Regions from separate parts of the Mus musculus genome. Here all the other regions are linked to region 2. The links are chromatin loops, found by intact Hi-C in ENCODE. Cell type or tissue: left cerebral cortex. All regions are shown on one strand. Links, peaks and the distances in the headings refer to the core of each region. The heading gives the core; the rest is flanking DNA. Region 1 overlaps Oxr1 (oxidation resistance 1). Region 2 overlaps Oxr1 (oxidation resistance 1). Region 3 has its middle 15 kb from the start of Gm41312. Region 4 has its middle 62 kb from the start of Gm41312.

Region 1 (8,408 bases), core at 1,341-6,340, 130 kb before region 2:
TGGGGTCAGAACAACAATGTGTATCATGGCACATGGGATTCATATTTACCCTATATGTGCATGTTGGGGCATTCTGTACAACCCTTATGTTATAGTCCTCAGGGAACATGAGGACTCACATGAAACATATAGTGTATACTTCTTGCTAGATTTATGATCTCATACTACAATTTAAAAAAATCAGTCTTCAGCTCTGATGTTGAATGCTTTTCTACTGTCCACCGAGTGATTTTAGGGCAGACAAAGGCACAGGTAGAAAGCAGAAGAAAGCAAGGGCCCCTGACTGAATTTCTCCCGATGATATTGAACAGAGAAGTTCTAAGTGAACCTTCTGTGATTGAACTCTATCGTCAAATGCAGAGCAATGAAACAATCGGCCATTGCACTAAGAACACTGACATATTTTGTGTACCATGTTAGTATAGCTCCTAATAATTCTGCTCAAAAAACTCTGCACTCTCTACTGAAATTACATTCTATTAAATTCCACTTTATCAAAATCTCCCCCCGCCCCTCCCTTTCTTAAGCAACACATTTCAGGATAGATTTTTGCAGCCTTCTAGAAAACGGAAAGATATATACTTTATGTTAAAAGAGAGTCTGGTTATCTTCGACTTTATTATTTTACATAACAAAAGGTTACACTTAGTTATCCTTTAAACCTACAATCGAGTACTCAAAACCCTAGCATTTGTTTTCTTTTTCTACAGAAACCCTGAGATGCTTAATGAGAGCATATGCTGCCGAAACAAAACACATTTCATGTAGTCTTTTCAAAGGCAGCCCGAGAACCGCTCAGGCTGCGTGATGCCTACTATTAGGGCGCAGTGATATTCTTTGACCTTTATTTAATCACCATCATCAGAAGCGTTACCAGGTGTCCAGTGGTGGCAGTAGCCTATTTGTGCCCTGGTATTACATTCATCCCGCCTTATGGCTGGGAGAAAGCTGGCATGCTCGAAGAGAATTTCCAAACAGGAATCTAGTTAACCCATTGAGAGAATATTCTCTCTGTTTCCTGATAGTCCAAACTTCACTGTCAAACACTTCAAACTTTACAGGAAATTAGTGAAAAGCAGATTTTATAGGATAGGGTAGTGACATATATTTTTAAAAGTGATGGTGGAATAAAATTTGCCAGGCTTTCCTACTTAGATTTTTATAGAAAATAAGTAAACAAAAATACCTTACAGTCTAAGATGAACAAGGGCAGTTGAAAAAGCATAGCCATCTGGTAGCCCATATAACCCAGAGACTACTTACTTTTCTATGTACATAGCTACATTAAAAGAATCAAATATATATTTAGGTGAAGAGAGAATATGAGTTTATCCCTAAAAAGAAGCGATATTGAAGCAACCCAAAGGATCAATTAATACAATTAAATATGTCTCTTCCATGACTTAAGTACTATGTCAAATGTTTGTTTCACTATATTTCTCAAAACATAGAACTATACAGTATTTTTTGTTTAGTTTAATAACTCATCTTTTATTTATAAATAGAAAATCTCAATAAATTAGCTTGGGGAAAATGGCAGCTAAATATTGCTCTGAAAATATTTAAAATAATATGTATATCTATATATCTAAAAATGTACATAACCATGTAATATATATAACTATAAATGCACATAAGTATTACTTATGGCACAATACTAATTTTTCAACAAATGCATACTAGTCAATATATCCAATATATTATTGGACTTTTAAATCTAATCATAAATAAACATTCAAAAGTCTATAAAATAACCACTGCTCATTGAAGAAGCAAAGTCATTAAAATGTAGAGAAAAATGGTGGAGTTGGGGAATTACTAAGAAAGCATTAGATAATGCATTGTAGGGTTCTTAACTGGATCAAAAACACAGAAAAGGGAAACTGGATAAAATACTGAAATTCCAATAGAGCAGAATTCCAAATTAACAGAACACCACTCGTGCCGATTCCCATGTCTCAGTAATCTAACTATAGTCACATAAGATGTTAATATTAGAAGACGCTGAGTCAAAGGGAGTATGAGAAATATTTCTGTAACATTCCTCTACATCTCAAATTATTTCAAACTATGTGGTAAAGACAAGACTATCTTTTTCTTCAGCGTTCCTTAATTATATGCCAATCATTTTAATTCAGTGATCAGAATCTTACTGAACTTTTTTGAGTGCAAAGTTTAGAAAATACCAAAATAACCTCAGTATATGAAAATCAGAATCATTACTTTGCGCTGAAGACCATTCAACAATGAAAAACCTAGAGCACTGAGAAAATTCTAGGCTCTGATCTGTGGAACCTATATTGCTCCTGAATTACCAGGTCCACAGTTAATGATCTTATACACTGTGCATAGAGTTTCATTCTTCTGCAAGCAGATGCTCTTGGTTTTAGCTGTCTGCTTCATTATTTGTTGAAGAATGTACATTTTTTTTGTATATGGTTTTATGTTTTAGCTTTGCTGAAGGTTATGTGGCTTCAGTTATGTAGGATTATTTCTTTTATTCTAATGGACTACAAGTCTGTTTTTGTGCCACACCAGGCTGTTTTTGTTACTATGGCTTTGTAATTTAGTTTGAGATGAAGTATCTTGATCTCTACCACTGACTCTGTAGATCCCTTTGTCAACATAGACATCCTTGTAATGTTGACTTGTCCTATCCATGAACATGAAAGGCCTTTTCTTCTTATGTGCTCTTTAATTTCTTTCTTATTTTTAGTGGATTATAGTGTGACTACTAATTTGTTGACTTACCATCTTGCTAATTAGCTGAAAGTAAAACAGTCAGACATAAGAGTTTTTAGCTGGGGTCTCTAGGGTCTTTCAGTATCATGTTGTCTGGAAATTGGGATACTTTGACTTCATCCTTTTAAACCTGAATCATTTCATTTTTCTATCTTATCTCACTGCCCCAGCTATCCTAAGAGCAGAGAATGGGCACCTTGGTCTCATTTCTATTGAAGCCTATTACCTTAAGCCCTGGCTATCAGTAATATTTACATGTTGACAACTAACAACCTTGTCTCTAAACCTGGCCTTTCCCAAAGCCTCAAAAACTTAGACATTTCCATTTCGGTTTGACTACTTAATGGACATTATAAACATAATGTGCCCAGAATAAGCTTTCTTTCCTTCAAGCTTTTCCACCCCCAACCTTTCCCATCTCAGCTGATGGCAACTCCATCCTTGCAGCTGCTCAGGCAAAAATACTTGGACATATCTTAGAGTCCTCTCTTTCACTCACACCCACATCCAATCTGCCACACAAACTTCGCTTTATGTCCAAAAGAAAAGGGAAAGCTACAAGAACATTTTATTGCATCATTATTGGTCTTCAGTGCTGGATCCAAACACATCTATGAGGTTCTCTTCATTCTAAACGATACATGGCTACTGGGCAGGCTGTAGAGGCTCACATTATGCTAGAACTTCAGAGAAAACCATCAGAAGATTAAGTCTTTCCTAGGCTACATAGGAAATTCTATACCAATTTGAGCTATTTAATGAAGCTCTGCTTCCAAGGAAAAAGCTATTGGGAAATACAGACTTTAACTGATGGCTAAGTTAACTCAGAAAATGCAAACACTTGCCAGGTGGATTAAATTGAAAATTGGTTTAAAAAAATCCCATTTTCTGTTGAATCCTTTCCCAATACCACTTCGGGACTATTGTAATTGAAAGTCATATACAAGAGTCATTTAAGTAAGGAGAGGCTAATAACTGATTTAAAGTCGCCATTCAGCTTCTCTCCATATATTTTCCTCTCTGCTGATTTTGTTTCTCTAAATTAGATAAAATACTGATATAAAGAAATAAGTACTTTAAAGAATGAACATGGCTTCTCCCATGACATTCTCATATCACTTTGAATCCTCTGCAATAGAAATCTCTTATCCACAAAATAGAAATGATAACTGCCAAGAAGAAGAAGAAAAATGAAGTTATAGAAAAATATTATGCATTCAAGGAAGGAATTCGTAGGTTGTTTCACCAACCATTGCTGAATTGTGGTAAACATTCAGATGGACTTTGATAGGTTATCATTTTGACCCTAGGGATGAGAACCATTGGGTGTAATGCAATTAAGCCTAAGTCAAGGTCACAAAACAGTAGGAGTCAGAACCGCGGGATCTAACTCCGGATGCAGTGCTCTTCATGGCAAATCCACCCATGCAGAGGACCTACCGGGATGAGTTTTGTTTGCTTCTTAATAAATGGAGTGCTTTTAGAACAACAGAAATGCTGCTGCTGCTGCTGCTGCTGCTGACACTAGAACTGCTCTCACTAGAATGATAACCTCCTGACATGGACCCTCATTACACATTCAGAGATCACAACCAAAGCACTGCCTTTGTTATTCATTCAGGGAAGCAACTGTGTTTCCCCAAGTTTAACAGAAGCATTGAAGAATATATGAATGGACAAAGATGGAAGTGGAGGTAGGAGAAAACGGTGACATATTTAATGCACAGATAGCAATTGTGAAGAACAACACTGTGTCCTATTTATACTTTTGTATGTTGCACATCCACTAGAAAGTCTCGTGGCTTTACGTACACACCAAAATCCAGTCTATGAGTGAATGGATGATCTTACATGTATCACAGCAGTAACACACTGTCACCAACTTAAAAAGTTAGGTAAATTCATACAAAGGGAAACGATATCATCAGGAAACCCATTTTGTAAAGTGAGTCAGTGCCCTTTGCTCTAAACAAAAGGCTTCTCAAATATCTTTTATGTGTTTTAATTCGGATGTTACATACAGATACTAATGAATAACTGAGGTATTAGTCAGGTCTTATTCACTCTCATTAATTATTAACTTCCTTTAGTGCAACAGAAATACTCATTCTCTATATTTTTGGGGACACTTAGCTTGCAGCAGCTATTCTGCCATGCATAACGACCCATGAAATGTAAGAGAGGTATTATTATTGTCCAGGTATAAATAAAGAAACTCATAATCAACATGAATCCAGTCTTTTTAGGTCTCAAATCCCGTCTAAAGGTTATCTATTTAAACCTCACGCTCAATGTTTCACCCTCCTTCAATCCTCCCATATTTAAATTTATCTAGAGAAAGGGAATTTATCACTTCCCAAGATGTTTACCCTGGCCTTATCTGAATTGGACAAAGCACTTCCTCATTGTTAGTTGAAATCCACCCACTAAGTTGCAAGGAAGTGGCTTTTACTTCAGCTGAGGCAACACAGGGCAAATGTGACTGCTCTCCGATGAACAGACTGTAAGATGCAGTGCTCTGCCCTATGTCCCCTTAGTTTTCTCTCCTTGGAGTGGACATTGACTTCTGTCTTATATGTATACATAAGATGCATAATTAACACATAGGTACTTGCACATTAACTTTTTAAAAATGTTTTTATTAGGTATTTTCTTCATTTACATTTCATATGCTATCCCAAAAGTCCCCCATACCCCCCCCCACTCCCCTACCCACCCACTCCCACTTTTTGGCCCTGGCATTCCCCTGTACTGGGGCATATAAAGTTTGCAAGTTCAATGGGCCTCTTTTTCCAGTGATGGCCGACTAGGCCATCTTTTGATACATATGCAGCTAGAGTCAAGAGCTCCGGGGTACTGGTTAGTTCATAATATTGTTCCACCTATAGGGTTGCAGATCCCTTTAGCTCCTTGGGTACTCTCTCTAGCTCCTCCATTGGGGACCCTGTGATCCATCCAATAGCTGACTGTGAGCATCCACTTCTGTGTTTGCTAGGCCCCGGCATTGTCTCACAAGAGAGAGCTCTATCTGGGTCCTTTCAGCAAAATCTGGCTAGTGTGTGCAATGGTGTCAGCGTTTGGAAGCTGATTATGGGGTGGATCCCTGGATATGGCAGTCTCTAGATGGTCCATCCTTTCATCACAGCTCCAAACTTTGTCTCTGTAACTCCTTCCTTGGGTGTTTTGTTCCCAATTCTAAGAAGGGGCAAAGTGTCCACACTTTGGTCTTCGTTCTTGAGTTTCATGCATATTAACTTATTGTACTATTTGTATATAATAAATACATAATGTAAAATATGTTACACTGTTATAAGTATTTACACTAAATATCTGAGACAGTTCTTTCTTTACCTTCATGGTTTTATTTTATCTGCCAGTCATTTTTTTAGAGAGTGCATACTTTCCTTTCTGAGCAAAGGGAAGAATTCTGTCTTTCTTCAATTCTTTTTCTTAAATGATCACATTAAGAACAGTAATAATTTAGAAATTCATGCTTTTGTAACGTTTTATAAAATTAATTTGGTTTTATAAAATGATAATATTTATAGAAAATTTTCATCCATCAATAGTCCTGATTTTGCACAGGTATGAGAAAGAGGTAATCGCAACATTTATATTCTGCCTCCAAACTCAGCAGTCATCATTATTAATGTTGTTCTTGAAACCAGGGCTGTGTTTAGATGGGAATGTCTTAGAATGACAGGTATTAGCAAATGAGAAATGGATCTCTGTGTCGCACTAGAATTCATGGATTGTTTGTTCTTCACCAATATCCCCAGACAAACGGTAAGAGAAAATAATGTATTAGAAGTGTTGTTTCTTGCTTGTGGAAACTGGCCATGGCAGCCTTTGAAGGCATAGGCAATTTCAGCAGGATAATGAAAGTCTGCAGATATTTCCGGGCATGAAAGAGCTTCTCCATGGCTTGGGCCATTCTCATTGTCAAAGCACTGATGAAATGAAATGGTGTTGAAAGTAACTTCAGGGTGAATAGTAAGGAGTACACTGGAAACTATACTACTAGGGCCATGTCTGCTCATCAACCGTGGCTCTGCATACATAGTCCTTTGCTTACATAACACAGGCACCAAACGGGAAACTCTTTAAAAGGATAGCTACATAGTGAATTATTGTGCGTACAAGTCAGCTAATAGTCAATAATCTATGCTTTTTTAAAGAGAATGGGACAGGTGCTGGAGGGATGACTCAGCAGTTAAGAGCACTGGCGTTCTTCCCGAGGACATGAATTCAATTCCCAGAAACCACATGGAACCTCATAACTTTCTGTAACTCCAGTTCCAGGAGATCCAACATCCTCACAGAGACATACATGCCATCAAAATACCAAGGCACATAAAATAAAAGTAAACCAAATACGTAAAAGAAAACAGAACACCTGTGAATGAATCTTGCCCAGTTGCAGCTTCTTCATGACAGCTGTTGAAAGCTTGCCGTAATGATGTATTTTTGACAGACTTTGTGATAAAATGATAATAAAATGCCACATATCACAAGCAATATATTTATTACATTAGTGAGGGGAGAAATAAAAAAATGAGAAACTGATACAGTAGTAAAAACCTGGTATGCACAAGTGAGGCAAAGTCATAGCATAAACATTAAGAAAATAAGAACCATAAGACTGATATGCCTATGTTTTTTCAAAAATCAGGATCATCTTCCCCCTAGGGAAAGATGCTACATAGGAAGCAGAAGATATTTCACCTATTTAGGCAAACATAGGAGGAGAGAAGATGGTTCTTCGATAAGTTTCTGGAAGCAAGGAAGAAGGAAGTAATTATTTTGCTTAGCAGTGGGCCCCATTGCTGGGCACAGACTCTGCTATGGTGCAAGCACTTAGTAAATTAATAGATAACTTGATCTTAAGTGAGCATACTCTAGCTTACCAAGTGGGATATGAATAAAATATCAGTTGAAGTTGTTTCAACATTTTGCCAGTTAGGATGTCTGAGGCACTTAATGGTCTATTTGATACTATGAAGCTGCAGTTTATAGGGTACATGTACATTCATGCATACGTGAAGATCAATGTCTATTTATTTGTAGGATGTTGGAGCCTTTTTTTTTACCTCTCATTCCTCCGCAGATTGAGTCTCTAGAAAGTCGTATTAGTGTCTGGGCAGAGAGATTAATGAGGCTCAGAGCTGCCTAACATATTGTGGCATTGTTTATTATATGGATTTTCTAAAAGCTAAAAACTTACATAGATAAAATCATAATACAGAGAAAACTTAGCTCATCATCGGTGATAGCTGCTCTTCTCTTTCTTTCAAATGACATTCAGAGTACTAAACAATTTGTGACACAACTCTTTTATCAGAGAGTAACACTAGACAATGGTGCTATATATATATATATATATGTAAGCAAATTCTGTTGTTGCATTTCTTAGCTTCTTTGTTCACTGCATAAAAATTCAATGCCTCTTTAGTAAGTACTGCTTCTGCTGAGTAAACTAGAACAAGCCAAAAATCCTTAATGAAAAGCTGTTCAGGAAACAGCTGCACTACGTTATGGTCTCATGACTCAACAGATCGATGTAAGTCGTCAGAGGAAGTAGGTGGGGAGAAAAGGCCGAGGTCTGTGTTCTATTTCCAGCTCTAGCCCCAGCCTCTGGGTGACCTGTGATGAGTCACAGCTGTCTT
Region 2 (8,408 bases), core at 1,209-6,208:
TAGCGGACTTCCTTGGCATTTCTAAGGCCCTGGGTCTAGAATTTTTAAAGGCTATAGTATTTTCTTTCAATTAATAGGATTGATTTCATTACATTTAGGGCAGAATTCTTTGTAGGTATATAAGCAGTATAGATACTCAGGATACATAAATTATGCAAAAGGGACTACTGTGGATTAATACAGCCATGTTTATCTGCTGTGGCCTCTTGGCATATATTAACCTTATTGTTCCTCATCTAATTTGATTAGTTATATAACTAGTTCATTTTCTTTGTTTTTTTTTTTTCTAGTATCCGAATTTACAAGTGAAAGACAGGGTTTTTGGATATACTTTGTATAGATGAATGCAAACCTAGTTTCTCAGTTTTAGTAGGTTAGCTAACAACAACACAAACTCTTGAGCTATTAAAAGGTGTTTGTTGGAAAAATGGTCAGTGGAGAGAGAGTAATGGCAGGTCCCTTACAGAAGGGTACAACGGAGGTGTCCTGCCATAGCAGCTGAGTTCCAGAGCTGCTCAAAATAGGAATTCTCAGCAAGCACTCTGATGTGTACAGGAGGATCGTTCCGTTCTTCCTCATCCTGCGTGTCTCTGTGTGCTCTGATGGCATCCTAGCTAGAAAGTCATCTAGGTCAAGAGCCAGTGAGAAATCCACACTAAGCTTGATTAGCCTTTATGTAAAATTCATCAATAAACTGATCTATATTTAAAATCAAATCTTAAATGCAGAATGTCCACTTGAGCCAAAATGAAGTACTATTGAATCTGTATTCTTAATCATGTTCAGATTAAATTTCATTAAAAAAGAAAAAAAACTGTCCACAATAATGTTTAAAAATTGAAGTTACTCATTTTAATCTTTTGAAAGAGAAAACAAATACACTGAGCCACCCACTTCCCTAGACTCACCTGTACCAGAGCAGCTTAACTCTGAATCCTTACAGGGATGCACATTAACAAAGAAAGAGTAATATGATTTAATACTGTGAGTTTAACTATCTACCTTCATTAGGATCATTACAGTAAGTAAATGAATCTCCAGCAACCAAGAGAGGAAAGACAGCAGATATTACATAAAACATAATGTGGCAGGATTTTCCAAACAGCCCTGGATGTCTCCAGTGAATGTTCTTTTTAATGAAGATTGACGGAAGTATTCAAAGTATAAAGTATGTCATTATTTTGTAGATATTCCATCCTGGAAAACTAAGGTCTCCAGATATTTTTATTAGTCCATGTGTGACTATATCTAATGAATAAAGCAAAAAGCTTTGGGTTTTTGTCTGTTTGCTTGTTTGAGTCGATGTTGAAGGTAAAACAGAATGGCCTCAGTCTTCTATAAGCAAACTCCTGATGTTCTTGCGTCTGTCTTCCAGCTACTCAGATTACAGGTATAGAGCATCATGCTCACTTACGTTGTGTTGGGAATAAGATCTTGAATTTTTGATCCTACTGCTTCAATATTCATGTTATCTGAGATTACCAATCCATGCCACAATGCGCAGCATAATACCTTCAAAATTCATGTCAAAGTCTCAGTTACATACATTATAGTCTTTTACCATCTACTCTTTCTGGATCCTTTTTCCAGTTAATTTCACCTAGATTTACTCTTTGTGGAAGCAAAGCGAGCATTCAGTATAGGTGAAGATGATGTTCTCTGATTTCATTTATTGCCACACAAGAGCTGGGGTTAGAAGCCAGGGTACAATGCACAGACTTGGTTACTGAATTCTAACTGTAGGTCCTACGCCATTATTCTCTGATTCTGCCATATTGCTTTGACTCTAAACGGACTATTGATTATGTCTTAGTTGTGAAGTAATGGGAGTGTTTACAAATATTGCTAAACTATTAGATGGGTAGAACTTCAAATCTGATATTAAAAAATAATTTGATGCAAAATGTTAACTGAGGCTTTAAGGATCTTCAATAAACTTAGGAGAACATTATGCAATTCAAAAAATCCTCAGCCATTTTATCTTAATATTTAAAATATGCTATGCCAAGTTAACTTCAGTAGCAAACAGAAATTTAACATAGTACTAAAACTGCAAAAGAGGGGAGATAAAAATAGATATTATTTGTCCAATAATATATGCTTTCTACATGCCCTTTATACTGAAATACCTCCCTATTAAATGACAGCTGGAGAGTTTACAAAGAGAAACAAACCCAAAAAGAACCCACAACTCTGACAAAATACATTTTTAAATACTTTAAATGTCTGCCTAGGAAAGCTGGAGAGATGGCTCAGTGGGTAGGAGCACTGGAGGCTCCTGCAGAAGACCTGGGTTTGATTCCCAGCATCCACATAGTGGATCATAACCATCTGTAACTTCATTAACAGTCTGTTTCTGATATTCACAGTCATCATGTACTTCTGAGGTGCACAAGCCTACATGTTGCCAAGGCACACATACACATAAAAAAAAAACCCAAAATCAATTTTAATTGCTCAGATATATACCTTCGCTGCCCTTCATTTCAGTCCTTCAAATACGATCACCAACACCAAAACTCTTACAGGGATAAAACTGAGAGATTCTACATATTATTCTGTTCTATCTTTTCAAAATCCAGGCAAGGTTCCAGGATTTTCATCTAAATCATCACCTTCTTTCTCTGATGAGCACATGGCTTACAACAGGCTGTTAGCATCCTATATCTGTCTCTATTTACCCGGAGTGAGAGCTTATGTGAAGTCAGCCCTGGGCAGGATCTAGGCTCCTCCTTCAGTGTCACCTGCTGACTATGGAAACTTAGGTCACTTACTTAAGCCTCCTTATGCCCCACTGTTATCAGTTATAGGGTCTTGACTACAAAGCTCTTCACCTACTTCCTGACAGAGAGGAAACTCAAATGACTCATTCTATACATGTTTTGAACATCATTTAAGTTCACACTATAGAAAAGCCAAAGAATTCAAATTCTCTATGCATTTAACTTCAGTTCAGTCAATGGGCACACTGGGCTCAGTCTCTTGAACATAGCAGTAATGAAACCTAAATTTAGACTGGAACATATTATATTCAGTTCCATCACCAGTTAACATATCAGATATTGCCTTCCCTTTAGAATTAGCTATGTACAAGTGAGATTGCCTGTAGTTTACAACATCCATTTTGAGAGTCCATTCTTTATCAGGAATAGTAACCACCAATGTGTACAATGTGTACTTCATAGACACTGGCCTTGGGACCCCTTCCTAAATAGACAAAAATGGCTCTCTGAAATAATGGATTTAAAAAAAATAACCCATTTGGTAACACCTGATCTTCATATATTCTTTGATGAACTAATAAATTCCATTTATTTACATACTCAAATTTTCCCAAAAGTCAATGACAGTAAAATTCTTTTTTCTTTCTTTTCTTTTTTTCTTTTCTTTTCTTTTTTTTTTTTTTTAATTCTTAAGATTAAAACCATTTCTAAGCACACAGTGAGATTCAACAGTCCTCTTGGAAGTCTATACTGAAAAGTTGACCAAAACAACGACAACAAAACAACAACCATCTAAGCATTTTACTTTTAATCACTAGTAGAAAGCAATATTACTCTTGTCTTCGGTGTTCAAAAATATCCTCTGGCAGGGGTATGAAGGTGTATGCTGAAATGAAATTTCAGCCACTGCAGCGCAGTGGGGAGCTGGATGAGACAGCATATGGCACGGAGTCTTACACTTCCTACCTACATCCACTATTTTAGTTCCATAAAAATATTCATCACATTTTTTTGGCCATGGATTCCTGCCATAGATATAATATATTTCTGTGCTATGATATAGTTGGAAGAACTCAATTTGTTTTAACAGTGGTAAAAAATAAAATCTATTGGATTAGGGTGGCTCCTTCTCATCACAAAATAGCATTGTGTACCCAGCAATTGATAGCTGAAATTGCTGTCAAATCCATCCACAGGCAACATCAACCCCTGGCCACCAAATTAGGAAAATCTCATTAAATTCCAAACAACGAAATGAAAATCAAATGACCATGGAAAACAGTGTGCCTCATTTACATGTTTCTAAAATTTATTGCAGGACAGAATATGCTGTACCCTAATTATATCAGTTTCTAGTGAACTTAAAACTGAAATGACAATGTTCTCCAAAAAAATATGCACTTAGGATATTTTACAAGATGGAATCTTAACTCCACACCATGAAGGAAGGCAACTATTTCTCAACAAGAGGAGGCCAATATTCAACCATCATAAAGTCATCTCACCTAGTACTGTGACTATTTCAATATTTAATAAAAATTTAGAAATACACACCGAAACTAAAAGAATCAAAACCCCTCCCATCTTCCCTAAACCTGTCATTTCCAAGAGCTTTCTGATGGTCTCCTGCCCCTGTGCCACTGTTGCCAGTGGCTGCATTTTTAATGAGGAAATTCCTCCAACATACTCTCTGTGTAGGTCAGAGGATTGACCCTTCAGACAGAACTTCCATGTGGATGTCATATGTTACCCATTTGAAGCACATGTATAATGTGAGGCCCTGTAATTAACAACAGAAAAGCTAACTTTACATTGGACCCCTATACGATGGCCGAGTTAGCTGCCAAATGAACTCATAATACATCTGAGACATATAGGCTGATGGGTTGATCTAATTTTATGAATATCTTTCAAAAATTAATATTTTGATTTTAATTTTCCTGAGTAATACTACAAGATTGAATTCACCTGAAAGTGCCAACACCGGTCAGACAAGCTGGGATAAGAGAGCAAGCTAATGAATGAGGGAGCTTGGATACATTCCAGAGTGGCAGTAATTTACAGAAAGACCTTCAGTGACTTCTGTGCCTGATGTTCATGTTCCTGTGTTTCTTTTCCCAAAATGAATAGCTAACTATTCTCCAAGGAAATAGAGGATGTGTCATCACAAGCCAGGTTATAGATGGCACTGAGATATGTCATCTTTTATTGAATTGATCACACTTGTGAGAGCCAGGCTGACACATGGAGATCTCCAGTAGGGAAAGAACCAAAAAGTCTCTAGCCAACACCCAGCACCATGGATGGCGTAGAAGACACCTCACTGCCATCTTGGTACAACTGCAGGCTTGACTGGCAAATGATCTTGTGAGGAAGTTTGAGTTAAAGGCATCCAAACCAAGCTGCCTCTAGTACTCTGGTACACAGACCAATGTGACATGTCTTCTTCATCTATGTGGGCTCTTCCTCTAACAAATCAACATAAACTAGGTAGTTTATGAATCAGAAATTTATTTCTTAAAACAGATAAATGTGTGTGTGCCTGTGTGTGTGTGTGTTTGTGTGTGTGTGTGTTTGTGTGTGTGTGTTTGTGTGTGTGTGCCTGTGTGTGTTTGTGTGTGTTTGTGTGTGTGTGTTTGTGTGTGTGTGTTTGTGTGTGTTTGTGTGTACCAAAGAGAGGCCAACAACCTGAGAATGGGAAGAAATAAAAAGGGTGGGAGAAGAGAGAAAAGAGAAAGTGATATAATTATATTTTAATTAAAATAAAATCCAGTTAACTGTATAATGTTAAAGTAACAAATATAAGTCCCATGAGAGCAGTAATATTTTGGAGGGTGTTTCTATGTTGAGATAAAATCATGTGCTAGAATAACTAAATGAATGAACGACATGTAATTAGGAGGGAATTTCCTTGTGACATTCACTGCACACAAATGTGCTTTCAGTTTGAATAGTGTGCTATAGGAAGCCACCGTGATAGGAAAGGAATACTCCTTGACTGGGTCTGCCTGGAAGATATTCCCTGCACTACAGCAAATGCTCTCCCATGCCCACTCCTATTTCCTCCTGCAGGTAATCCCTACTGAGAGTGAAGCTGGCTCCAGGCTGAGCTAACTCTCAGGTCAGCTGTTTACCCTGATTTCATCAGGATGCTGTTTGACAATCATCATGAACTACTTCTCATGAAGTAAGAAAAACAACATAACAAAACCTGGTTGTCCAGCTAGATTAGTTTGAAAACATGCTAAAGTTACATGAAATCTACTCTTTACAGCATCAGCGAGTCCAAGACTCCCAAGAAAAGCAAGACAGCCTCTGTTCCCTCTGACAAGTGCACACTGGTGACCTTTAAACAAAAGGGTTAGCCGTTACTTCTGCTGGAGGTACTGAGAACAAATCACTCTTGAGTGTTCTGCCATAAATAAACAAGACACACCACTCACTCTGATGCTCAGGAAACATCAATGAAGAGGCTGCAGAAAGAATTTAAGATCCAGAAGATGGTGGAGCGGTGGTGCAATCCTGGGAATGACAGTCTTTGCAACCAAGAATCACAACAGCTTCAGTTGCCTGTCACTGCCCTGCAGGAGACTGCATCTCTCAGCAGTCAGGGATAGTAGGAGGACTCATAGGACCCTCTGTCACCCTACTGAACTCATGGCTACATGTATATCATTGGAGATGGGGACTGATTGTGTTCCATTTTGTACCTACTAGGTGAGCCCAGCAGGGCCCAGTAGATAGCTTCAAACCTGCAGTCACATAAACAGCCCTAGCTAAACTCACAGGGTCACAAATCTAAAAGATATGAATGTGGGAAAGGACTTGGAAGAAAAAGGTAAGGTAAGGTCTGGAAGGAGACTAGGAAGGGTGGAAAACATGGATAGATTTGCTAAGACAGTGAGGAGGGAGTGAGTGGGTGGGGAAGCACCCTCATAGAAGCAGGGGGGAAGAGGTGTGATAGGGGTTTTACAGAGGGAAATCCTGGAAGGGGAATAACATTTGAAATATAAATAAATAAAATAACCGATAAAAATTTTAAAAAAAGAATTTAAATTTTGCTCACAGATGTGAAGAGTGGATGGCTCATTTTGTGAATAATATTCTAAATGAGGTCCATAGCTAAAGTATTTTCATTAGATCTATACTTCCTTAAAGGCACACTTGCTCTAAGCTTTAAAATTTTGGTTCCAGTCATTAATCCTAACTTATTTTTCATTTAAGTGGATTGAATTGCTTGATGACAGAGACAGTGAATTTAAGAAGTAATCTACTACAGGAAGCCCTTGGATCAAAAGTGTGCATTTGCATGTGTCTAATGAACAAAATTAATTTACGTATAAAAAAACAGTAACTTTATGGGAAAAAAACAAATCGCATCTGTTAGTAAGTGATTAGAGCAATTCTTTCTTGTTAAGAGACCATGTCAATATTTACATGTACTTCCTAGAGTCAACGTAAAGATTTTCATGGTAGCTCAATGTAAGTCATATCACATATCACACTAGGAAATATTTGTGTTTTTACTGTCAAAACACAAATAATTTATTATTATTTATAAATAATAAGAGAAGAAGTAATTAAGTATTGGGTACTTAATTTTGCTATACAAAAATATACATTTAAGTTACTTTCAATTTCCTTTTATAGATCTTTAGTACTGAGGAGTTTTTGCAAGATACTTTCTGCAAGGGAATTACAGCCTTACAATAAAAAACATGAGCTTTGAGGCATTAATCAATAGATACACACAAAAGCTTTTTTATTCAATAGATATTCATGTGCAGGTTCCTTCTTAGAGTATTCATCTAAATAGAAAGCAGACAACAAGAAGGAATTTGCCAAATCACAAGAAAGAGGGAGTGATTCTTAGCCCTACATTTCTGAGATCTGCCCAACTAGTACTTGATTAGAGTGGGAGCTGGAGTCACGGTTACTGTATGTGTCAGCACAGCAGGGCTAGAGACACCAGGATGGTTGAAAAGACTTTGGCTTTAGTGCATATGTAAGAGTGCTTCTGGAAATAATTAAACAGTGGGTTGGTGGTCTGAGTAAAGAAGACTGCCCGTATCAAAGTCTCATCTAATCAGATGAAGGTCTAGATACAACAACAACCAAAACAAAACAAAAACGAACCAATAACCCAGCAACAACAGGAATGGTGTGTTTGCTCTCTCAGCTGTGACATCCATCCCCTCAGACACTCGTGTTTTGGGTTCCTGTGCCTCTGGACTCAGCACAAGACTAATACCATAAACCCCTGTGCCCAGAGGAAATTCTGATCTTCACCTCTGGTCCTCATCTTGCAGACGGCACAAAGTGGAATTTTTCTGCCTTCATAACAATGTGAGCTTCTCATTAAACCTGCTCTACATGTTGGTATGAATTCTTTTGCTTCCATTTCTGTGGGAAACCCTACCACCACTATCATTCCTTTTCAGACAGTGAATGTGTTGCCTATCACCTTTGTTCTCAGATGTATCATTCTGAGAACTTTATCCATGACTGGAATCATGAGAGCAGTGGCCTTATACACAGATGAATATTTATAGTTAGGTCATTTATTAACCTCATGACAATACTTTCAGAATTCAAACCATTCCTTTAAAATATTCCTGGGTATCAACTATAACCATAGACTTACTCTCTACCCAGTAGAGCTGTAGCCTATAATCACGTTCTCAT
Region 3 (8,408 bases), core at 1,575-6,574, 160 kb after region 2:
CTAGTTTCTTTTAGTTGAAAGATATATGTCCCAACCTTCAGTACTTTACTCTATACCTGTCCTCTGTGTTTTTATGGATAATAGCTTGATTATCATTGACTTAACCCCTAATAGACACATAGAAGGGAATATAGACCATATTTGTCTTTCTGGATTGGGGTTAGCTTACTCAGGATGACTAGTTTTCTCTAGTCCCATCCATTTAGCTGAAATTTTCATGATTGCATATTTTAAGTTACTGAGTAGTATTCCATTAAGAAAATGTACCACCCTTTAAAACCTATTTGCTTATTGAAGGGTATCTAGGTTGCTTCCAATTTTTGGCTATTTAGAGCAGCAATGAACCTAGTTGAACAACATTGAACATCGTTGGTGGATGGAGCATTCTTGAGGTATATGTCCAATAGTGGTACAGTTGAATCTTGACATAGATAGATTACCGTCTTTCTGAAAAACTGCCACACTTATTTTCATAGTGAGTGTATAATTTTTACACTCCCACCAGCAATGGATAAGTGTTCCCCTTACTCAATACTCTCATCAACATGAGCTGTCATTTGTTTTCTTGATCTTTGCCATTTCATTTGGTGTAAAATGAAGTCTCTAAGTAGCTTTGATTTGTGTTTCCCTGATGACTAAGAATATTCAGCATCATTTTAAGTCCTTCTCCACCGTTTGAGTTTCTTCCTTTGAGAATTCTCTGTTTAAATATGTACTCCAATTTTAATTGAGTTGATTTTGTAATAACTAACTTTTGGAGCTCTTTAAATATATTAAATCTTAGCCCTCTAATAGATGTGTAATTGGTAAAAAAAATTTTACCATTCTATAGGCTGCTGATTTGTCCACATGACAGTGCCATTTGCCATGCAAAAGATTTTCAGTTTCCATCAGTTTGTAAGCTTTCAGTTGTTTCTGTCGTTGGTGTCCAGCTTTAATTCATGATGGTCAGATAGGATGCAGGGTGTTATTTCCATTTCCTTTTATCTGTTAAAACTACATTTGTGTCCATGTTTGTGGTCAATTTTAGAGATAGTTTCATGAGGTGCTGAGAAAATGGTATATTGTTTTGTGTTTGATTGTAAAGTCCATGTGGTTTGTGACATCATTTAGCTACAACAATTTTGTTGTTGTAGTTTAGCTTTTGTCTGGGTGACAAGTGTATTGGCAAGACTGAGGTGTTGAGGTCTCCCACTATCAGTCTCTGAGGCTTAACATGTAATTTAAGCTGTAGTAATGTTTCTTTTATGAACCTTGTGTTTGGTTTCATATATGCTAAGAATTACAAAGTTCTCTTAGTAGAATTTTCCTTCAATGATTATGTAGTTTCCTTCCCTATCTCTTTCAATTAGTTTTTGGTTTAAAGTCTATTTTATGAGATATTAAAATGACTACAATAGCTTGCTTTTTAGATTCATTCTTGGAAGGTATTTTCCTTCATTTTATCCTGAGGTGATATCTATGTCTAATATTAAGGTGAAGCAGATGGGTGAATCCTGTTTTCATACATTCTGTTAGTTTCTGTCTTCTTGTTGGAGAATTGAGACCAGTGATTTTGAGAGTTATCTATGAGCAGTGTTTCTGATTCCTGTATGTATTGTTGATGTTGTGGTGGTGCTGGTGGTGGTAATGTTCTCTCTCTCTCTCTCTCTCTCTCTCTCTCTCTCTCTGTGTGTGTGTGTGTTTCCCCCTCTTTTGACTTGCTTCTCTGGGTTACTTATTCCTTGTGTCCTCTTAGGTATGGTTAACCTCTTTAGGTTGAAGTTTTTCTTCTAGCATCTTCTAACACCTTCTGTGAGGTAGAATTTTTAGATGAATATTGCTCGAATTTTTTTTTCTCATGGAATATCTTAGTTTCTCCATCAATTGTGATTGCAGGTTTTGCTAGTTCTAACAGCTGGACTAGCATGAGCAGTATCTTAGATCTGCACAACTGTGCATGAGCTTCCTGCTGTCTAGTCATAACTGAGAAGTATGTTCTTATTCTAGAAGGTCTGACTTTATATGTTAGTTCATCTCCTGCAGCTTTTAATGTTTCTTCTATTCATTCTGCATGTTTAGTGTTTTGGTTGTAATGTGTCGAGGGGAATGTGGGGATTTTTTTTGGGGGGAAGGGTACATTCTATTTGCTTTGTTTCTTATATCTTAATAGGCCTATCTATCCTTCTTTAGGTTAGATAGGGAAATTTTCTTCTATGACTTCGTTGGAAATATTTTCTGTGCTTTTCACATGGGTTTGTCTCCTCCATTTCTATTTTTTTATTAAATTTGGTCTTTCATAGAGCCCCACATTTCCTGGATGTTTTATGTCAGGAGTTCTTTATCTTTAACATTTTCTTTGACTGAGGTATTAATTTTTCCTATTGTGTCTTCTATGCCTGAGATTCTTTCTTCTGCTTCCTGTGTCTGTCAGTGAGACTTGCCTCTGAAATTCCTGCTAGTTCCTAAGTTTTTTATTTCCATATTTTTTAAATGTTTCAAAAAATTCAGAGATCTACCTGTCTTTGTTAAACACAGATGATAAGCCAGCTGGATAGGACCTCCTTGAAATTGCCACTCCTACCATACCTGGGTCTGGACCTCAACTGCCTTTCTCCCAGGCTGACCTTAAACTCATACATCTGCTTGTCTTTTTATCTGCCATTTTTGTATCAATCTGACAAACTGGCTCATGGTGTACTGTTCTTTTAGACCCGTGAAGCTCCTTTTACAATTCATACTGCATCCTTTTGTTTCACATCATTGAGAAATTGTATATTTTTGAACTCATGTTTTCAGCATCCTTTCTGGCAGCCTTACGGGCTCTCCTTAAGGCCACAGCATTCTATCATTTTCCTGATATTCTATCACAGGCACACACTTGCTTCCCAGACTCCTGCTGTCTCTAATTATCATGGAGTCATTAATCTTGTCAGAGAGGACATTAATCAAAGGAGGAACATGAAAATGTGTACATTATTATACAAACAAGCCTTACACCCACAGCAACCACCAACACTCGTGTAGGCCCACTCCCTGCTGACTGTTCCACGGGTGGGAACCATGTCACACCCTCCTTATCATGGTCAGGCTGGACTGTGTAGGGAGTTGACAGGTATAGGGATGAGTTGGAGAAGAGCAGTGGAGGGGATCCACAGGAGGCAGAGAAGCAGAGTGTCCCAATAGGATATGCTTATTACCTGAGATCGAGGGCAAAGAATGTGGAGAGGGCAAAATACCTAGTTTGATACATAGTTGGGGGATGAGACTTGGGGGTTGCATTTGGAGGAGAAGAGGCTAAATGAAGATTTGAAGCTCACCTATCCACTTTGCTGGCCTACTTGTTTCTCTGGCAGGCTGGGGTAGTGGGTTCTCCAGGAATGCCTGTTGGGGTTGGGAGCTGGGACAATAGGTTGAGTCAGAAAAGAGGTTGGAGGAGATCTGTGTGATCTTCTGGAAGTGGGAGAAAGGGCAGGGATGAGATTGTGGGCTTTGGAGGAGCAGGAGGAGTAGTAGAGGTCTGCAGTTAGACCATCTGCTTTCCTGGCTGACTTGACCTGGTAAGTCATATTTTCCTGTGGATCCTTTCTAGGATCGGTGACTAGGTACTTGGTTTATCTGGTGCTTTCAGCTTTTCTGTCATGTTTTATAATCTTACAGTCTTCAGAATTTCACAGATGGTGACTCTTTCTGGAGGTTAGATGAGCAATTAAAGCTCTGTCTGGTTGCTTTGTGTCAGTACATATGCTACCCACATTTCATGCTGAATGGAAGCAAACCACACAGTCCTCTCTTGCCTTACTTTCCTCTTTGGGAATTTAGGAATAGAAATAATACTTCTTCCTGACTCTGGTGAGGAATGAGTCACAGGGAAGATGTTATATCTAATTCAGTTAATATCCACCAAAGCCGGCTGAAGGCATAGATCCTCAGACCTGCTTCTAAAAGTAACTTGGTCTAAAACTGTCCTCAGTAGGAGGTCACAGCTCAGAATCAAATGATGTTAGAAACAGAGGCTACAAATTAACCTTCAAGGGATTACTTACCCAGAGGTTGTCTGCTTGACTTAAAGGCATAGGCTTCTACTCTGCTCACTGTTCATCTACTGTTCAGCTTGTCTGAATCTTAGCAGCGGCACATATTTAGCATTCATTCCTGTTTTATTGCCTAGACTTTTACCTAATGAGTTAGGCAGTGGTTGAGTGTTTGAATAGAATTCATGATAGCTTGGGTTTGGTATTTAGTACTGAAAAATAAGAGGAAACAAAGAATATTGCATTGTATAAGAACCAGAAAGGCTTTTGATTAAATTCAACAAACTTTATTGCATATCATGTCTATAATAGAGAAACATCTATACATGGAAGGTAAATCTGGATAATCTAATAATGCAGTCACTGCCTGGATGGAATTTATAATAAAATTAGAGTAGACAGAGCTGTATTGTCAATGCCTGGATTGGGGCTCAGTAAAAGTCTTTTAAACAGTTGGTAAAGGCCATGAGAAGAGTGAAGTGTTGTTATTAGTCTCTAAATATGGATGGATTTTTGAGTGAAAGAGATGGAAGAAAGGTCAATGCTTTGGTTCACACTAGGTAAAGCAGATGTGGGCATTAAGAGGAGGGTTTGTTGGTGTTGAGCCTGGCACATGCTGTGTTGTGATGCGAAAAGCCAACTGGGAAAGCAGCCCAGTGTGCTTCTGAATTATGGGACTATGGTATACAGTCCACAGAGAAAGGTGCAAAATGAGCTAGACATGAAGTTTAAGGATAGATTATAGAGGTTGTACATGCTGTAAAACTTGACTTTAGGCCATGTGAAACATGAGCCTTTGAAAATACAGGCAGTATTGTGCTGGTAAATTTTATATAATAGAAATCAGTTTGGTTTACAGTCCTTCACTATAGAGACTTCAAACCAATCTGCCCATCTGAGATCACTGGACTGAGCTGGGAAGAGACACATAGGGCATATGTAATTCTTTGCAGATTGTGTGCTGACTGCAAGGTGCCATGTCCAGGGCTTGGAATGCTCCGAGGTTTCTTCTAGAATGTTTATATTTAAATCTTCTTAATAAATATACTTGAGACAAAAGGAAGAGCAGATAAAAGATGACAGAAAGGGTGGCAACATCTGACACAGAAGGAGAAAATGCTCAATGAAGAGAAAGGTTTTGAGTCTGGGGAGTGAGGCTCTGTTTCATGGTATCTATGACCTCTGTGAAACCCTATGTACATTTGTGTATCAATGCACTGTAGGGAATGATTGTCTATTAGATTTTTTAATAGGTCTGTGAAACCAACTTAACAGTTAGACTGTCATTTTAGATAGGAGTGATGATTGAATTTGGTAAGCAGTTGTGTGTGCATGTTGTATAACGGTGATATGAGAAAGAGTTGTGAATGACATGAAGATACTTTAAGTTGGACACCTAGAAAATGAACACTCCTGATAATAAAAAAAGAAAAGAGAAATAGATAATAATTTCCTAAGTAAAATTGGCAGTTTTAGAATGAGATAATCTGAGGCACAATAGAACATATAAGATAAAGTAAGAACATGTAGTATTTACTCTAAGTAATGTAACTTCATTCCTAATTCTTTTGTGATTAGATACATTACTGATTATACATACTGGATGTTGGATTTCCGATATGGATAAATATCTGAAGTACATATTTAATGTACCAAAGTAGACCTGGGCTCCAGGTTTTCCCAGCATCCTTTAGTCCTTACCTGGAATACCCTGCCCATAACCCTGAACTCTTCAGCCCAGGGGCTTGGCTTCCACTCCTTCTGAAACTTTTCCCTATATAATATAGAAATTTTGTTCTCTCTCCCTCTCTCTCCCCCCCTCTCCCTCTCCCTCTCTCTCTCCATTCACACTTTATTTCTTTCTTTGCCTCTTTTCCCTGTCTTTGTCTTTCAGCCAGCCTGAAAGTGAATTCACAATAAACCTGCCTTTATGTACATTAATCTGACTTGAGTTGGCTCATATTACTGGTGGAGAATAACATATCACAGGCCAACTCAACGACACTTTGAAGGCAAAAGCAGAGAAGGGAGAAGAGATGGGATACGAGGTAGAGTGTTGGCTTACACAACATTCCACTAGGCTCTTCCCAGGGTCCTAGCAATGGATTGCATCATCATCAGCTGCAATCACCTGCCACTGCCAGGTGTGGGCAGCATATACAAGGACTGTTTCCTACTCCAGTTCTCTTTCTCTGTTCCCAAGTGTTCCTGGCCATTTCTCTCTTGCCCTTTCTGTCCTTCTTTTCTGTCCTTCTCTGCCTCACTTCTCTTTCTCTGCCCTCTGGCTCTGCTCCTGTCTGCCTGCCTCTACCCCTTCTCCAGGTCCTTGCTCTCTTTCCGTCCCCTTTTATCCAGATCAGTTGTGTGTTGTGCTTTCTCAGAGGGATGGGATCTCCCCTGAGAAATTGGCATGGGATCTCCAGGTATCCCTGAGCCCTGTATTGTATTTCAGAACAGAGAAAGAGAAAAGGCCAAAGACAGACTCAAGTCCCACTCTATTGCAAGTTATTTGTTTTATTTTATTAATTTTTTTCATACAATATATTTTGATCCTACTTTCTCTTCTCCCAGTGAAGTAGAAATTTCTGGTTTCTTTATCAATTCAGTTGTGTCACATGATGTTTTTCTGGAAAGTGTCTTGTGAGAAGGCATGTGATATTTTGCTGAAATCAGACACTTGAGAAGGCATGTGATGTTTAGAAAGAATATAAATGGAACCCCATAAACAGTGAGAGGATGCTATTGCATTGCTCTGCGGTACAGTGCTTCATTGGTCTTTGATGGTCTTTGTTGGTCTTTACTGGTCTTCACTTCATAGAAAGCATATGCACAAAAGAACTTCTCGGGGCATTCTGGCTAATTCTGACAGCTTTTGCTGACTCATTCAGACTCAGCAGAACCTTGCTGTTTCTGCTGAATCAGGCTGCTGCCACTATTGATTGGTGTTTGGTGTTTACTACTGAACAGAACTGCTGGTATCTTGACCATGAAGAGTAGCATAGCCCCAAGGAACTACTTCTAAACTGGTCCCCAACAACCTTTACTTATTAACCTTGTTTTTCCCCTACCTCTGGTTGGTGGGTTAGAGGGATGTAGAATTGTTTAAGAACCCCAAATAAAGTAAGTTGTGGAAAAAAATCCAAGACTACACCCAATGTTCCCAGATCCTCTCCTGTCCTTCCTCACCCATTCCCTCAACCCCTGTATCCCTGAAACAAAACAAAAACAAAAGCAATATTGAAACCCCATTAGCCAGCAGGTATCAGAATTTACTGGAAGGTTGATTAGTGTAAAGATTACGGAAGCTAAGAGGTCAAAGGACTTTAAACTTCTAAACTAAACTGGCCAGTAACTTTGTTCCATTCAGAAAATTTACCTTATCTTCCAAGTTCTCATTTACCTCATTTATAAGATGCAAATATGGAACTATTCAAATTGACTTTGGATTGGAGATGAGGTCTATAAATGGCTGGTGAAAGATGTCCTTGTCCAAGCTTGACAAACTCTTTGGTGTTCATTACAGTGGAAGCCAACACAAACATTAATTTCAGAATGACTATAAATTAGAAAATATAGATAAATAAAATTTTAGTTTAGTTGGATTATTGAAAAATTCTCTCCAATCATACATTTTAATTAGTAGATATATACAATAAGCTAAGCAAAATTGTATGTAATTGAAACTGGTAAGACTTTTATATGCTGCTCACCCATTTGGGAACCTCAGTGACAACTGACTTTACTGGTTGCTGATCAACATGCAGTTGAGCTGGAAGTACTTCAGGATTTCAAACTGGAATCATATAATTTGTATTGATTTGCCTTCAGCCTTCATGTGACTTACTAAAAATGTCAATCTAAAACAAATCTTAGTGGATTGAATTACTAGTTCAGCTCTTCCTCTAAATGACAAGACATGAATATATTAGCTACTAAGGCTTCCTCCTGGATATATTTTTAAATTTTAAATTAAAGACATCAAACAGCTAAAATAATTTTTGTGAGTTATTATAACAAACTCCAATAAATTTGGCCTATGATTCTGACTACCAGACCCTGAAATTAATGTTTTTTGTTTTTTGTTTTTTTTTGCTTCATGTTACCCAATCTCCTCTGACTCTAATTCACTTTCTTGTGCATTGGTGCCTATGTGTGTGCTTACATGTGTTTGGTTATATATAAAACCTTGTTTGTAAACATGTGTGCATACATGTGTGTACATATATGTATTTGTTTATATATAAAGCCTTGTATGTAAGCAGTGTATCTGCATGTGTGTGCACACATGTGCTTATGTGCAAAGCTGTCCTTTGCCTCTTTCTCCTGAAGATACTGTAATGACAGCCAGATCCTAGAACAATCCAGAATGACATCTTAGTCTGAAGATCTTACATC
Region 4 (8,408 bases), core at 1,310-6,309, 110 kb after region 2:
TATCATCCTGAGTGAGGTAACACAGTCCCCAAATGACATGCGTGGTATGTACTCGCTTATAAGTGTATATTAGCCATAAAATACTGGAAACCCATGCTACATTCCACAAACCCAAAGAAGCTAAACAAGAAGAAAGGCCCAAGCAAGGACGCTTGAATCTCACTTAGAAAGGGGAATAAAATAGTCATAATCCAAAGATGGAGGGAAGGAACTTGGTAGGAGAGGGGAATGGTGGATTCAGGATCAGATGTACAGAGAGATAAGGGAGATGGCCAGCCATGAGAATTAATGGAAATCTGTGTCTGACAGGGTTGAGGAGGGGCATCTCCAAGATGTGCCAGAAACCCATGGATGAGGGAGGATCCCAGGAGTCAATGGGAGTGGCCTAGGCTGAGATCACAGCAGTGAGGATGTGGAACCTGAAGAGGCCACCTCCTATAGCCAGATGGGAACCCCAGTGGAGCAATGAGGATGTCAACCCACAGAACTTTATACCCCAAATTTAACCTGCCTTCAGGAAATACTGGGATGGAGGATGGAGCAGAGACTGAGGGAATGGCCAACCAATAACTGGCTTAACTTGATACCCATCCTATGGGCAAGCACCAAACCCTGACACTAATTTTTTTAGATATTTTCTTCATTTACATTTCAAATGCTATCCCCTTTCCTAGTTTCCTCTCAAAATATTCCCTATACCTTCCCCCTCTTGCTGCTCCCCAACCCACCCACTCCCCACTTCCTGGCCTTGGCATTTCCCTATACTGGGGCATATAATCGCAAGACCAAGGGCCTCTCCTCCCATTGATGGCTGACTAGTCCATCCTCTGCTACATGTGCATCGAGGTCTTGAGCTCTGGGGGTACTGGTTAGTTCATATTACTGTTCCTCCTATAGGGTTGCAGTCCCCTTCTGCTCCTTGGGTACTTTCTCTAGCTCCTTCATTGGGGACCCTGTTTTTCATCCAATAGATGACTGTGAGCATCCACATCTGTATTTGTCAGGCACTGGCAGAGCCTCACAGGAGACAGCTATATCAGGGTCCTGTCAGCAAAATCTTGTTGGTATATGCAATAGTGTCTGGGTTTGGTGATTGTTTATAGAATGGATTCCCCAGTGGAGCAGTCTCTGGATGGTCCTTCCTTCAGTCTCAGCTCCAAACTTTGTCTCTGTAATTCCTTCCATAGGTATTTTGTTCCCCATTCTAAGAAGGAATGAAGTATCTGCACTTTGGTCTTCCTTCTTCTTGAGTTTCATGTGTTTTGCAAATTGAATCTTGGATATTCTAAGTTTCTGGGCTAATATCCACTTAACAGTGAGTGCATATTACGTGAGTTCTTTTGTGATTGGGTTACCTCACTCAGGATGATAAACTCCAGATCCATCCATTTGCCTAAGAATTTCATAAATTTATTGTTTTTAATAGCTGAGTAGTACTCCATTGTGTAAATGTACTACATTTTCTGTATCCATTCCTCTGTTGAGGGACATCTGGGTTCTTTCCAGCTTCTGGTTATTATAAATAAGGCTGCTATGAACATAGTGGAGCATGTGTCCTTATTACAAGTTGGAACATCTTCTGGGTATATGCCCAGGACTGGTATTGCTAGATCTTCCTGTAGTACTATGTCAAATTTTCTGAGGAACCACCAAACTGATTTCCAGAGTGTTTGTACCAGCTTGCAATCCCACCAACAATGGAGGAGTGTTTCTCCACGTCCTTGCCAGCATCTGCTGTCACCTGAAATTTTGATTTTAGCCATTCTGACTGTTGTGAGGTGGAATCTCAGGGTTGTTTTGATTTGCATTTTCCTGATGATTAAAGATGTTGAACATTTTTTCAGGTGTTTCTCAGTCATTTGGTATTCCTCAGTTGAAAATTCTTTGTTTAGCTCTGTATCCCATTTTTTTTTGTTTGTTTGTTTTTGGTTTGTTTGTAGGTTTTTATTTTTTTTAATTAGATATTTTCTTTCTTTACATTTCAAATGTTATCCCCCTTCCTAGTTTTCCCTCTGAAAATCCCCTATCCCCTCTCTCCTCCCCCTGTTCCCCAACCCACCCACTCCCATTCCTGGTCCTGGCATTCCCCTATACTGGGGCATACAGCCTTCACAGGACCAAGGGTCTCTTTTCCCATTGATGACCGACTAGGCCATCCTCTGCTACATATATAGCTAGAGCCACAAGTTCCACCATGTGTTTTCTTTGATTGGTGGTATAGTTCTAAAGAGCTCTGGGGGTACTTTTTAGTTCATATTGATTTCCTTCTATGGGACTTCAGTCCCCTTCAGCTCCCTGGGTATTTCTCTGGCTCCTTCATTGGGGACCTCTGTATTTGCTGGGCAGTGGCAAAGCCTCACAGGAGACTGTCACCTTCCAAGGTTTAGAAGCCAGTATAGAATAGGGAACAAAAAGATTGTGAGAGCCAGAGGTAAAAGATGACTAGAAGGAAACTGAGTTTTCTGTATCCAGCAGAGTATCTGTACATATGAATTCACAACACTTTTGATAACATGCAAAAGAATTATGCAGGCCCAAGAAAGACCGTATGCCAACATTGAAAGGGGAGTCGGATATAAGTTCCACCACTAGGCAAAGAGCTATGGGCAGCTTTTAGCTGCTAGGATAGAGAAGATCAGTTTTCCTAAGAACATAGCCATGGTATGTGACAACAACCTGGTAGAAGACCACATACCCAAGAATGTTTGGGCACCACGCACTGGCCTTGAAGGCACACAGAAAGACACAGATTTGAGTGGTGAGAGAAAAAAGGAAGTAGATCTGCGAAGAGCTAGGGGAGGGAGGGTAAAAATAACTAAATAATGTAAGAAATTATCAAAAAGCCATAAAATATTTTAAGTTAATAAAAATAATTTCACTATTGATATAGCTAAATGAAAGTTACAGTTGCTTTTGTTGAATTGAAAGGTACTTGGGGAAGACCCCATTAGATCAGCCATCTCTGACAGACTTAATTTCTCTCGTACTACAGAAATCGTTGATGCCATCTAATTCAAGGGCTTCATTTTACCATAGTTATAAACAGAAAGAAAATGAGGAAGTAGAGTTTACTAACTGAATTGCCCATGTGAATGGATGTGTTAGAAGACACGTGGAGGGTCTTAGTCAGGCGTGAGCAGCATGAAGGAGAATAGCGTACTCGCTGTATTTACTAGCTGTATCTTTACTTGCTGTATTTACTGTTGTATCTTAACAAGCTGCGTGGACTAGTTCAGGGATTGTGTATAAGAAATGTATACTGGATGCATAAACTACTACAGAGTAGGCTATTTTAATATGTCTTTGCTTTCCTAAATTTAGGAAGTCTATTCAATCCCTTCAATCTCGAATGTGTACTTTGTCTTAGTTATTTGTTTCTAGTTATAATTAAAGTTCCGTATTAGCAAAATGTGACCCAAGGAGGCATGACCAAGACAACTTTTTTTCAGATTCCATTTGAGTCCATCAGATTGTTAAAGTAGTAAAATATGATCTGTCCATGGGAGAAGGGGAAACTACTGTGCCTGCATCTGCAGAATGGGTAAGAAATGGGCCCTTTGAAAGAGTTGGTTATTTGGTTGCCTGGGTGTTGGTCTAAGTTTTGGGACTGAAATTTTAATCCCCGAAGAGCAGGGATGTCCCCGTGAATGTCACAGAAAAAAGAACATTGAAATTCAAGCTAAGCACATCAGAGCTCAGCACTGCATGCCACCCAAAGGCACTGGACTGCTTAAAGTACAATGAAGTAATTGTTCTTCAACAAACCGCATGCGAACAACTAAAATTATAAGTAGGTTAAATTTTTCACATAAACTTTGGGTTCCTCTAGAACAGTATTCTTTTTTGGTAGCACTTTTGGCAGATCATGTTCACAGGAAGAAGCTGAAGTGTTACCCTCAGCATAATATACGATCATCCTCAGCAAGTAGGAACACATACAGAGTGTGGCAGCTTGATGACTCCGCCACCACCACCACTGTTTGCAGCCTCTTTTTATTCCTCCAATTTATAGGCCAGGTTCGTACTCAGACTCAAAAAAATTTAAAAACTTTCTTATTTCTGTTAAGCATAAATTTCCAAGACAAGTTTTAAAATTAGAACTTTATCAGAAAACACTGTAAAAGTCTAAATTAGATGGCTCTGGAGAATTTTCTATAGGCATATCTGTAAAATTTAACGATTCTAAAAAAGAAAAATGGCTAATGGCTTATTGTATAATCCAGACAACGATAGAAGGTAGAGCACAGATCTTTACAAATCCTGACATGGAATAAGTTTGGACACATAAATCAAGGCCTCGGTTGAAGATCAGCAAGCGAATGGCCCAGCAGATTTTGCATTTCATTTTGTTAGAAATGTAGGTCCCAGTAGTACATCTTCTGGACAGGCATTCTATCTTTGAAATGGCTTCAAGCAGAGCCCATGCAATGAGCTACTAACAAATGTTGATTATTGATGAAGTAGAGAGCTACAGCAGGTGGTTAAAGTTCTTATACGACACATCTGAAAATAATGAGAATTGCTACAGAAATTCAAAATATCTTAAAAGGAAAACTTGCTTCCATTGTGTTACAGTGGCCTGACTCTGTGGAGCTGGTCATTAGTAATTGAAATCCTGGATCCCTCTACTCATTTTTGCCCTTTCTCATAGCCGAGACAGGCAGGGAAAACTCTTTAGGCTGACTTCTAGAAAGAAAGAGAAAGTAGATCTGCTTCTTAACTTGGACTATCTAGCTTTGAGGAGATCCTTGCTCGATGTGTTATGGTTGGAGGATTCTAACTTGGTGTTTCAGCGGACCAGCATCAGACCAGCCTTGCAGCTGGCTCTGCTCTAATTTCCCCCTGTTGGCAACCCTAACTTCTCAGGATAGCCCCTACAAAGAAGCCACTGCTTGTTCTTTGGTTCAGAGATGGTGGCGTACGTCTATCCACTTGCCTGAAAGAGGTTTGGAATCAACACACAGACTAGAGATATTACAGCATTAGCAGAGAGGCAGGGTGGGGTGTAAGACATTAAGGGAAAGGTGGTGATCCAGTTCATAGATCAGGATGGAATGCCTGTCTGAACAGACTTACCTTCATATTATTCTCACTAATGAACATTGGAGTATTGATCAGGATTATTCTTAAATCCTGTTGTCTGAGGATTGTAGCTGTATGAAACAGTCAAGCTATCTCAGTGTAAAGGACAGAAAAGAAGCTAAGAGTTAAACATACATTCGTCTACTTAAAGTAATGTGTGCTTTCAATTCCTTTTGAGCTAGAAAAGGATTTTTTAAAATATTGAGTTCATATTGTTATTCTAACCCTAGGCTCCATAAGTTGGTGACATATCAGCACTAATTATATCGGAACTCAGCATATATTGTGGTGTGTGTGTGTGTGTGTCTGCATGTATGTCTGCATGTGTATGTGTCCATGAGTGTGTGTGTACATGTGTGTATGTTTGTGTTCCTGTGTGTATGTAGGTGGACATGTGTGTTGTACCAAGGACAACTTCATATGCTTTGCTTCACAATGTGGAATCCACATCTCTCTCTCTCACTCATTCTTGCTCTATCTTTCTTTCTTTAGTATATGCATGGATGTTTTGCCTATCTGTCCATCACATGAATGCCTGGTGCCCATAAGGGCTAGAAGAGATCATCAAACAGGTGTGAAGCATAGTGTAGCTGTTATGACCTCTGGAAGAGCAGCCAGTGCTCTTAACTACTGAGCCATCACTCTAGTCTCACTGTACTTTTTTAAGCTTGTCAGAGCAGCTGGGTTAGCTAGCTAGCCAGGGATCCTTCTATGTCCTTTTTGTAAGCGTTATCATTTTTCCTGGCTTTTTTACATGGGTACAAGAGATCAAACTTAAGTTCCCATGCTTAACCAGAAAGTTATTCTCCTAGTCCATTCATATGTAACTTTTAAAATGTTCATTCTATTTTAATTATGTGCATATGCACATAACTATGTGTGGTATGTGCAAGTGGGTACTGATGCTCACAGAGACCAGAGGTGTTAGATCTCCTGGAACTGAAACTACAGATAATGGTAGGATAATAAACATGGGTGCTTGGAATTGGACTTGGGTCCTCAGCAAGAGCATTGCCCAATCTTGATCACCAAATCATGTCTTCAGACCATGTCATCTTTTGAAAAGGGTGCTCAGATAATTGTCCTAACTTTTACTATAACCCAGGGCTTAGTGATAAGACTCCCACTGTGAATTCTGACCTAGCTTATCTACATATGTTTCATAGTGTGTGTGTTTCAGATTTTTATTTTTTAGTAGACAGATACTTTGCCTAAAATGACTCAGACATTTGGATTATCATCTGGAATTTGAGTCTCTTTGATCCTTGTTGGCCTAACAAATTCTGTGTACCAGATTTCTGGCTTGCTTGTGTTATATTATATTCTTTTTTTTTTTTCTTTTGTATTCTTCATGTATCATGCTTCACTGATAGAGAGATCCAGAAAATATAGTCAGAGTCAATTGTAAACAGTGCAAGTATTCTCTGGCCAAACACATCTGTGAAAGTCTAGGAGAGAGAACAGGGATCAATCACTTTACCATAGAATGTTTTAAGAACTTTGAAATGCTAAAAGTTGTTTATCACTCTAGGAAGAAAGACCATGTTGAATATTACTTGAAGACAGAAACATTCTACTCTTTATCCACCAAAGAGGAGCTATGGCTCCTGTTTGAGTTTCAGTACAATTGGAGAACAGGTTTAAATACGAATTCTTTAAAACATCTCTCAAGTGATTATTCTTTTGTTACTGAAAAAAACTAACAACAATAAAGCGGAAGTAATCTTTGTGAGACCCATTTAATGAGCAAAGAGAGAACCTTCTAGAATGTTCACTTTGCATTCCTGTAACATCCTGTTCCAGCATCTGGCCCTGACTCCTTTCCTTGACATTTCTTGCTGGAGACAGCAGGTTGTTGCACTCACTGAGGCACTGTGATGGCTCTGAAAGGTCCATTTTTAGACAGAATTTGCAACATCAGCTTGACAGCTATCTGCTAAAATTCACTGGAGACATTTTTACAAAAAAGAATCTCAGACAAGGTACTATAAGGTATTTGACATATTGATTGTTCTATAAGGGAAGTACATAAAGTAATATAAAATAAATAATATAAAAGAGGTTAATGAATAATATTAGGTACAACTAATAACAACCAGACTTTGGGATAAAGACAGGTTTGGCCGAATAGAACAGAGTAGAATCTGAGTATTTATTTTAATTATTATGTGATCACCATTTAATGTTGATTTGGGTGTTGTTAAAATCTAATTAGTTAACTAATTTAATTATCTATCTATTTATTTATGTAATCTCTCCTTTCCCCTCCATTCCTATCCCTTTATCATCCCTCCTGTCATACTTCCTGCAGTACTGACAGGATAGCAGTCCTTCAGCCTCTAAGGTGCTGACTGTGGGGATTAACAGTTTTATGTCACTGTCCTTGGTAGTAATTAAGATCTGATCACATGTACAAGATAAGATGGAGACCGCTCATTTGTTTCTAAACTCTCTGGGCAGTATGCATGATGATTAATTCCTACCAGTGCTGAAAAGGATAAATGAGTCACTGAGTTGTAAACAGTGGTTAATGTCTTACAACCAGGATGTAGATTCACGGCTAACAGTGTCAGCTCCAGATGTCCCAGTGCCAAACTCCTTGACATTTAAATATTCTCAACTTTGAAAATGTGTGTTTAGTGCCTATAGCTGTACACTTAGCACTTTGAGTCTTCATCTAAGACTCGGTGAGCAACACATCCAACTGCGTGAGTAACCACATCTCAACAGAATCCATGGCGAACTTTATTGACTCTGTATCATTTTAAGTTCCTTCTTATTGACCTTGTTGAGTTATTTTTCCATCTCATTCCCTTAGAGCAAGAATTCTCTTACAAACAGAGAAACTACACATCTCCATTGCTCATGAAATCTGCTGAATAATTTTGCAACATAGCACTTCTGCATACTAACTGGAATGCTCAGTGCTCTAGAGTCAACCTGAAGGTATCAAAGAATCTCTAGTTCTGTAATGGTACAATTCATTCACTCTGGTTAGTAAATCATTTTGCCATCTCTCTGGTCTCCAGGATGTTTCTTTTTTAGTCTCCTCTCGAAGTGTCACCGCTATATAACTTTGCAAACACATATTTGAGCCCCCAGTCCACTATTAGCCATTTAGATGTTCCCCTGTTTCCTGCTATTCTGAATCTTCTACCCTTTGTTCTAGAATTGGCTTTTTTGACTTGATGCTTCAATAGGACACAATCTTCATTTTCCTCCCTCCCCACAACACGGTTTCTAGGCAACACTTCCTACCACTTTACTTGATTTAATTTACTTTTTATATTTTTCACCTTCCATCCATTCTCACCTCAGTGGCATGG

Evidence for each region. A loop is a pair of places that touch in the nucleus more often than their neighbours do. Peaks named below come from ENCODE experiments on the same cell type or tissue, not always from the same donor. Only the 100,000 strongest peaks of a DNase experiment are listed, where the experiment ranks them.
Region 1: it touches region 2 in a loop (5-fold over the local background); 3 of 42 quality-filtered maps call a loop at or near these places.
Region 3: a loop joins it to region 2, with 2.9 times the contacts of the local background. A loop is called at or near these places in 2 of 42 quality-filtered maps.
Region 4: a loop joins it to region 2, with 7 times the contacts of the local background. A loop is called at or near these places in 2 of 42 quality-filtered maps.

The regions. Positions count from the first base shown.
Region 1 is chr15:41,612,389-41,620,796 of GRCm38, reverse strand. The region is part of intron 2 of Oxr1 (oxidation resistance 1); the gene reads right to left. Among named protein-coding and RNA genes, the nearest start is that of Oxr1, 170 kb to the right of the region's middle. In left cerebral cortex, for the core only: no CTCF peak of the experiment used is centred there; a DNase peak (open chromatin) is centred at 3,233; H3K27ac peaks cover 2,587 bases.
Region 2 is chr15:41,484,483-41,492,890 of GRCm38, reverse strand. The region is part of intron 1 of Oxr1 (oxidation resistance 1); the gene reads right to left. Among named protein-coding and RNA genes, the nearest start is that of Oxr1, 41 kb to the right of the region's middle. In left cerebral cortex, for the core only: no CTCF peak of the experiment used is centred there; DNase peaks (open chromatin) are centred at 2,713 and 3,682; H3K27ac peaks cover 2,680 bases.
Region 3 is chr15:41,328,018-41,336,425 of GRCm38, reverse strand. No RefSeq gene overlaps it. Among named protein-coding and RNA genes, the nearest start is that of Gm41312, 15 kb to the right of the region's middle. In left cerebral cortex, for the core only: no CTCF peak of the experiment used is centred there; a DNase peak (open chromatin) is centred at 3,776; H3K27ac peaks cover 1,500 bases.
Region 4 is chr15:41,375,308-41,383,715 of GRCm38, reverse strand. No RefSeq gene overlaps it. Among named protein-coding and RNA genes, the nearest start is that of Gm41312, 62 kb to the right of the region's middle. In left cerebral cortex, for the core only: no CTCF peak of the experiment used is centred there; a DNase peak (open chromatin) is centred at 3,873; H3K27ac peaks cover 871 bases.